Regions from separate parts of the Homo sapiens genome. Here regions 2 and 3 are each linked to region 1. The links are chromatin contacts, found by Hi-C or POLR2A ChIA-PET in ENCODE. All regions are on one chromosome and are shown on one strand. The core of a region is the stretch at or near the end of the contact, and the rest is flanking DNA. Distances in the headings are between cores, read along the strand shown.

Region 1 (2,577 bases), core at 51-2,550:
TTCTTTTTTTTCCCATTATATTCTCAGAAGATGAACTAACGTAGAATTCTGGCAATGACTGGTTCTTTAAAAATAGCATATCATGTAAATAAATGAAAACTATAGTGCCCCTGAAGTTTTCAGAATCATTTCACCAAACATTGATTTTGCCACCAAATTACAAGTAAGCCAGATGCAAATAATTTATCAGTAGGAGCAATAAGAGAGATTATGTTATGACTATATTTTATTTGTCAGAAAAGTAACTAAGGTGTTGACTCTGAGATAGGGAATACACACACACACACACACACACACACACACATACATATATATATAGGTTTAGAAAACTATATGGTTCAAAATATGCCTATGATGCTCCTGATTCATATTTTAATGTATTAACTATTCCATAATTACTTAGAAAATTATGCTTCGATTCTGGTTAAAGATGGATTCTGCAAGAACATAGAAGCTTCTCATGCATACAGTATTTAAAATAGAATGAAATTAGCAATCTGTATCTTGAAATTATACATAACATTTAGCTTCATTTAAAATTAGAGTGCTAGAAGAAGCAGATTTCCATGGCATTTTCATTATGCAGAGAGGTAAACAGCAAATAAATAAGCCATACATGAATATGAAATTAACAGCATGATAATTGCTTTACTCCTAGAGTGTGTACAATATTAAATCCTCAAATAAACACTTACTTAACCTCATTCTCACGTGTGCCTATTGCTATCATCAAAAGCAGTATACCTAGAACTCAAACTAAGTCAAATTCCACGATGAGGTACAAAATCCTCAGAAATCATTGCCATGCCCTGGAAATTTCAGAGTGATTTCTTAGGAGTTCTAGTGCTGGTGGTATATTTGAAAACCAGTGAACACAAGAGAAAATTTAGAAATGAATTAAAAGAGTACATTTCACATATTATTATTATCTTGTTTATTCCATCATACTTAATTTCTTTGCTAATTCTTAAAAAGCTTCATCCAGATCATCCATATAGGCATTCCAGGGAAGTGCTTCCTTCCTGCTGAGACCACCTGCAAGCTCTCTCTCACTCTAACACAGACCCCTGCTGACTTGCTTTACAATATTTATGCAGGAAACTGTTAAACCTTATTTCTGTTGAATTGTTTCTTCTCTGCATAAGGCAGAAATGCTTTTCATAGTTTTCTTATGGCTCTTAACAACAACTAAAGCCTGTCTTGTGCTCTGGGCCCAGACTTGACCTAAATTTAACCCTAAGTAATGCTTTCTTCATCTTAGTCATAGCCTGAAAGTGACTCATTTATAAAGAGGCCACTGGTACAACTGGAGTTTTCCAGTAAGCAAGGGTTAAAAGGTCAGTAATAATGTTACTGCTACCCTTATGAGTATGCAACTGGTAGAGTTCAAAGTTATTTGGATATAACCTGACAAAAACATCTCATCATTTTCCACAGGGTACTTGAGAGTAAGATTCAGAAGGGATATATGGCTTGTGTACACATGAAACTGTCTTTCCTAGTCAGAGACATCAACCACTTCATTGGAAGCCAGCGACTAAAAAGTAAAATAAAATAAATTAAATTAAATTAAAATTAAAATTAAAATAAAACAATTATGAGATCCAAAGAAAGGAAAATCTTGTTGTCCCAAATAAGCACCTTTAAAAATAATTGTTTTACTGTTCTAGTGATGAAATTAGTATGTCTTTGTTGATCCACTTAAATTTGACTCAATGGGTAAATTTAAGCCTGAGGCTTTTATGCCATTATCAGAGGCTCTGTCAGTGAGTGCTTTAGCCTAATTACATTTGATGCAGCAAATCAACAAAACCACTGCTGGTATGACCTCTGCCAAGAGGACTAGCGAGCTAGACAAATGGAGCTTAAGATGTTATTAGTTGTTCTGTTGCAAAGTTCCTGATACATCCCGACAGGAGGCTGTTGCATGACTTGGGCATGCATCCTCCAGATGGCATTCTGCATTGGCTTGTGGCAAGGCTCACAGGGATACTGGCACATTTTCTCTGTCAAAATGAAAGTTTTCCAATTACAAGGAGATAATATGAGGAGATGCAAACTTAATCTCTTAAACAAAAGGTTGCAAGCTGTGTAATAGATATTTCAGGGGAGAGATTTCACTATAGTTCAATTGATTTAAACGTTGCAGATCACAAAATGTGCTATCTTTCCTAATAAAACCAAAGAATCAGCTGCAGTTGGTGCTATTTACTGGAACAGTGCTATAATGCTTTCATCATCTAAGAGATGCTTCTTTTAACAGTGTTCTTCCATGGAGTTGGAGTCTGTGCTCATTTTTTGTTTTTTTTCCTAATGTGTAAACAGGTACAAAGAAGCCATTTTGCTTTTAGTTAAACACCAAATGCCTTAAATGAAGTCTTCAAGTTTAATGTTAAAAGATACCAAATCATAGAATTTCATTAGGAAGACTACAAGTTAAATGGTAAGAAAGCCCTATTATCATCAAAACCTGTAAGACAACTTAGCTAAAATGCCAACAGTATTTTCTAACCCAGGGAATGCTAATAAAAATGGTATGTAGAACCCTCAATCCCTATGAGAATGAGGTGATATGCA
Region 2 (2,577 bases), core at 36-2,535, 320 kb before region 1:
CTACCTATTGGGTATAGCGTACACTGCTCCAGTGATGGGTGCTCCAAAATCTCAGAAATTACCACTAAAAAATTTATCCATGTAACCAAAAACCACCTGTACCTCAAAAGTCATTAAAATAAAAACAAAAATTATTAAAGAAAAATTAAATAAGTAGTTTCAGGTGATAACATGCATTTGCAATTCTTGATTTGAAAATTGTGCCTTAATAATACTATCTGGAGACCCATCTGAGCCCTCTGCTGACACCTTTGGCATCTGCAACTCTACCACATTAGATGCTGGAATTAGAGACTTTTTCTTACCAATATAAGGGAGAGCTACCTGTAAAGATTTAGGAAAAAAGTACTGATTCTTAGAGAAAATCATAGATTGAAATGAACATTTTAAATTAGAATCTAAGGTGTCTTCCAACTATTGGGTTTTAAATTACAGTTTTCCACTTATCCGAAAACTGATATTTCCTTACATTAAATTCTATTTAAAGAAAACTTCCTTAGAAAACATCTTCTAAGACACTAAAATTTAAGTCTAGATTATTCATAAATTTAAGAGACAATTTTGTCTGGGTTGGGCATTTTTTTACATGTAAAGGACTCAAACCAATTTCCTTTATATGCAAGAATATTTTGAGTATAGATGATATCATCAGACTTTGACACTCAGCTTAATTTCTGTTATGTTTTTAAAGCTTATTGCTTGTCTATCATACCTTGTCTGTTATTCTATATGTTAAATTCAAGTAGCAAGATTTATAATAGAAGTTAGATTTAAAAAATCTGGAACCGATTAAAGACATTCATTTTTACCATGGCCTTAGTCCCAGAAGCTTTATATTAGCAATGTAAAGCATTCCAAGCTAATAGAAAAATTGGATTAAAATTAATGTGAGAGGTTATTTTTCAAAAGGCTTTATGTCAATGACCTAATGATAAATGTTCCAGTAAAATTTGCACCTTTAAGAATGCTTTATACATTGTCACTGCATCTTGCATATGTCACAGTCTCCATTTGGACAACAGACACAGAACTGTTCTGTTAAACAAGGCTTAGAAGTTGCTGCAGCAGGGACTGCTGGCTGTTCACCAAAGTTCATTCTCCTCTTCTGCTCTAGTAATACGGTTGGGCTGAAGATGTGACCACAAAACCAGGAACTACATTTTCTAGCACTGCCACCCCTTGTCAATCCTTTCAGAAAAGCATGACTGCATGACTTCATTTTCACCATTGGAAAATAAATGGAAGTGATGTGTACCTCTTCCAGGCCTAGTGTCAGAGGCATTCGAACCAGAGCTACTCCATCTTGAATAGGGGCTGGGTAAAATAAGGCTGAGACCTACTGGGCTGCATTCCCAGGAGGTTAGGCATTGTAAGCCACAGGATGAGACAGGAGGTTAGCACAAGATACAGGTCACAAAGACCTTGCTGATAAAACAGATTGCAATAAAGAAGCCAGCCAAAACCTATCAAAACCAAGACGGTGATAAAAGGGACCTCTAGTGGTCCTCACTGCTCATTGCATGCTAATTATAATGCATTAGCATGCTAAAAGATACTCCCACCAGTGCCATGACAATTTACAAAGCCATGGCAATGTCAGGAAGTTACCCTATATGGTCTAAAAGAGAAGAACCCTCAGTTCAGAGGAATTGCCCACTACTTTCCTGGAAAACTCATGAATAATCCACTCCTTGTTTAGCATATAATCTGGAAATGACCATCAAAATAGAGAAACAGTAGCCCTTGGGGCTGCTCGGCCTATGGAGGACCCATCCTTTTATTCCTTAACTTGCTTCAAAATCTCTCTTGCATGAGTTCCAAGAACCCTCTCTTGGGGTCTGGATCAGGACCCTTTTCTGGTAATGCTGGGATTTAAAACATTGGGCGTATATTTGTTGATGCTCTTTCCTCTTCCCATAAACTGGAATAAATACTATTTAAAGAAAATTTCCTTAGAAACATCCCTCATGGGGTTAAGGGCAACAGTCCAGATGATAATGGAGAGAGAAAATGGAAAGACCTGATCCCAGAATGACTGTATGGACCACAGCAGGCTGCCTATTTGCTCTGGATTGACATGTAAGGAAGAAATAAAAGCCATTTTAAAAGCCACTCCACTGTGAAGACTTACCGTAATAGCATTATAACAATTTGGCCTTTTATGCTAAATAATACAGGGGCTAAAGCCATCTTGGGTGCCCTCCTACCCCACTTTCATGTTCTGCTCTTCTTTCATGGTAGCGCCTCATTCGCCAGAACCCTCAGGAAGCTACCTGCATGTGTGCTCGGTTTTGGATTCTTTTCTTCATGATTTTGGCTTGCTTGACTTCTAAATCCTGAATTTTGTTGCATTTAGTTTTACCTATTTGGCTCATTCTAAGGCATTTAATTAAGTCAGTCAATTTTTTAGAAGCTTACAGACCATTATGTCTGATAAAAGGCACTATTTTACCTCAGAGTTGTGACTTAATCCAAATGAATAGATTTTTTTTTTAATTGGCAGAAGTTCCAGCAGAAGTCCACAGATTATTCTAGTTTCTGTTCAATTACATTCTATAATGTTGGATTTTCCCTTGT
Region 3 (2,577 bases), core at 21-2,520, 290 kb before region 1:
AACTGGAAGTAAAAGTGCAAGGAAGATCAGATGGTGCAGTCTATATAAGTCCTCCTGCTGGGTATAGAGCAATGTGGTGATGCAATTACATAATTTGTTCCACATACAGCTAAGGTTTTTTACATAATTTGTTCCACATACAGCTAAGGTTTTTCTGAAAATCACCTTATATTATTTTATTGATTTTACATTTTATTAAGTTGCTATATTTTAAACCATCAGTCTAACAATAGTAAAAATTAGAAGTTAATCTTATTTTAATATATGATTATTAATATTTGCATTTACTTCTTAGAAATCACAACTACATATTTAGATTTTAAAAAATATATGGGAAAATACATAAAATATTCTCAAGAAAAAAATGCTGTTTATGAGACATGTAGAAGTGTAATAGTACACTCATGGGCAGACTTAATAGCATTGTTAACACCCCCAAACTAGCAGGAAACCACAATAACTTTGAGAAAGAGGCTGAAGACACATACCCCCTGCTATAAATAAAAAAATAAATTTTTGAAATGCTCCACAGGATCAATGGTCCTTAACTTTTTTTTTTTTTTTTTTTTTAGCACTCCTTGTTCACATGCTAAACCAGGTACCGATTTTGACATCATAGATGCAGTGCAGATGTAACCACACTGTGCCTCCCCAAAAGCCAAATTTCCCACTTTAATTTTTTTTTTGTTTTTTTTTTTTGAGACAGAGCCTCGCTCTGTTGCCCAGGCTGGAGTGCAGTGGCGTGATCTCGGCTCGCTGCAAGCTCTGCCGCCCAGGTTCACGCCATTCTCCTACCTCAGCCGCCCTAGTAGCTGGGACTGCAGGCGTCCGCCACAATACCTGGCTAATTTTTTTGTATTTTTAGTAGAGACGGGGTTTCATCCTGTTAGCCAGGATGGTCTCGATCTCCTGACCTCGTGATCCGCCTGCCTCGGCCTCCCAAAGTGCTGGGATTACAGGTGTGAGCCACCGTGCCCAGCCCCATTTTAATTTTCTATTACAAGAATTTAACCATTTTTACTCTCATGTAAAGATTGGCTACAATGATGTTAACTTTCACTTTCATTTTGGTATCTGATTAGCTGGTATAGTGCCCTTTATTTGAATAAAGAAGACTGGAGGAGGAGGAGACTTGGGAAAAATATTCAAGGGCTCAGTTTTGACCAGTTGAAACAGAGACATGTTCAACCTTCCAGTGGGTAATAGAGTTTAAGGCTCACAGGAGAGATGTGGCCTGGAGATATAAATAGGAAGTTGTTGCTATGGACATGAGCCTGAATGAGATCATCAGGGAGGAAGTAGGTTGGGCACTGATTATTGAAAAGCTCTTCATGAATTACAAACCACGTTCAGAGGGGGGCTTTTAAGATATTAAAATGTACTTTTATACTGTAATGATTTAAAAAAGTGATAGTGAATTACGGGAGAGATCCATGATAAAGCATCCAGAAAGAGACTCAAGTATATATATGAATCAATATATAATTTTAATATTTCTAACTGGTAGAGGAGGTATAAGCTTATTCAACAGATAATGTCTGTTTTCTTTGGATACTACTATTTTTAAAACTAGTTGTTATTTTGATTACTTCAACAAATGAAGCTGAACAGTTAAAAGCCTGAAAAATGTTAGATCTTATATTTAATTTATATAGAATTTATTTTGATATAATTTATAAAGAACAAAGTTAGCATACAAGTAAAAATTATTTTTATAATCCTGGGATGAGGAACACATCATAAGCATGGTATATAATATAGGAACCATATTAAAAAGTTTATAAACAATAAATAATGCAATAAAACAAAGTGAAAATAAAATGGCACACCAGGGGAAATATTTTCAACAAAACTGAGAAACTGTTGTTTCCTTAGTGTAATATTTGAAGATGTTTTATAAACTGTTATTAAGCAGGTGAATACCCACAGGAGCATACTGATTATGTCAAATAATTTTTTTAATCATGAAAAAATATAAGTGGCAAATAACTTGTGAAACAATGTTTGGTATATTTAATTATAAAAAGAAACAACAGTGAAATACAATTTTTCCTATCATTAGACAGGGAAAGATATAAATCAAATCTTATACTATTACTGAAGTTCACTTTGGTGATATAAATTAAAAGCCCTTATACTGGCTTGAGCAGATATTGTTTTGCGAAGATGGTAGCAATATATAACCCATGCCACATGTTTTTCTTACAACGTGACATCAACACTCCTCCATTGAGAGATGGGATCCATGTCCCCTCCCTTTGAACCTAGGTGACCTTTATAACTGCTTCTACTCATAGAATGTAGCAGAAGTCTAAGTAATAAAACGCAATATAGCTTCATCTACTGTGCACATACATAGCCCCTCTCTCTCTGTCTATTTGCTCTTGATGCCCAGCCATCTTGTGAAGAAGTTTGGCCTCCAACTGATGGCTAGGATTAAACTCTAGACATACGAGAGTGACCCTTCAGATAATTCTAGCCCCTTGACTTCTAGTCCTCTCGTTGCAATCCAGATATCACGAAACAGTGTTCCTGCTGAAAAATTGCAAAATGGTGTTTTGTTCTTCCACTCTTCCT

Evidence for each region. A loop is a pair of places that touch in the nucleus more often than their neighbours do. ChIA-PET counts read pairs that join two places held with the same protein, here RNA polymerase II (POLR2A). Pooled maps may share reads with other maps.
Region 2: a map of CD4-positive, alpha-beta memory T cell shows a loop between it and region 1 (5-fold over the local background). The contact joins two enhancer-like sites. A Hi-C loop is called at or near these places in 3 of 168 maps with a recorded cell type or tissue (CD4-positive, alpha-beta memory T cell, HepG2 and naive thymus-derived CD4-positive, alpha-beta T cell), 1 of 37 single-sample maps with no recorded cell type and 8 of 50 pooled maps. POLR2A ChIA-PET finds 5 or more read pairs at or near these places in 2 of 52 experiments (CD8-positive, alpha-beta memory T cell and activated naive CD4-positive, alpha-beta T cell).
Region 3: a loop to region 1 is called in a map of natural killer cell, with 6 times the contacts of the local background. The contact joins two enhancer-like sites. A Hi-C loop is called at or near these places in 1 of 168 maps with a recorded cell type or tissue (natural killer cell) and 6 of 50 pooled maps. POLR2A ChIA-PET finds 5 or more read pairs at or near these places in 1 of 52 experiments (CD8-positive, alpha-beta memory T cell).

Annotation. Positions count from the first base shown.
Region 1 is chr2:181,105,719-181,108,295 of GRCh38, reverse strand. No RefSeq gene overlaps it. Among named protein-coding and RNA genes, the nearest start is that of LINC01934, 17 kb to the left of the region's middle. RefSeq lists an enhancer at 820-1,321. Within about 2 kb of position 1,300, at least 5 of the 41 ENCODE cell types and tissues checked have a DNase peak (open chromatin) inside an H3K27ac peak, as active enhancers do.
Region 2 is chr2:181,429,544-181,432,120 of GRCh38, reverse strand. No RefSeq gene overlaps it. Among named protein-coding and RNA genes, the nearest start is that of ITGA4, 27 kb to the left of the region's middle. Within about 2 kb of position 1,285, at least 3 of the 41 ENCODE cell types and tissues checked have a DNase peak (open chromatin) inside an H3K27ac peak, as active enhancers do.
Region 3 is chr2:181,392,269-181,394,845 of GRCh38, reverse strand. The region is part of intron 4 of LINC01934 (long intergenic non-protein coding RNA 1934); the gene reads right to left. Among named protein-coding and RNA genes, the nearest start is that of ITGA4, 64 kb to the left of the region's middle. Within about 2 kb of position 1,270, at least 7 of the 41 ENCODE cell types and tissues checked have a DNase peak (open chromatin) inside an H3K27ac peak, as active enhancers do.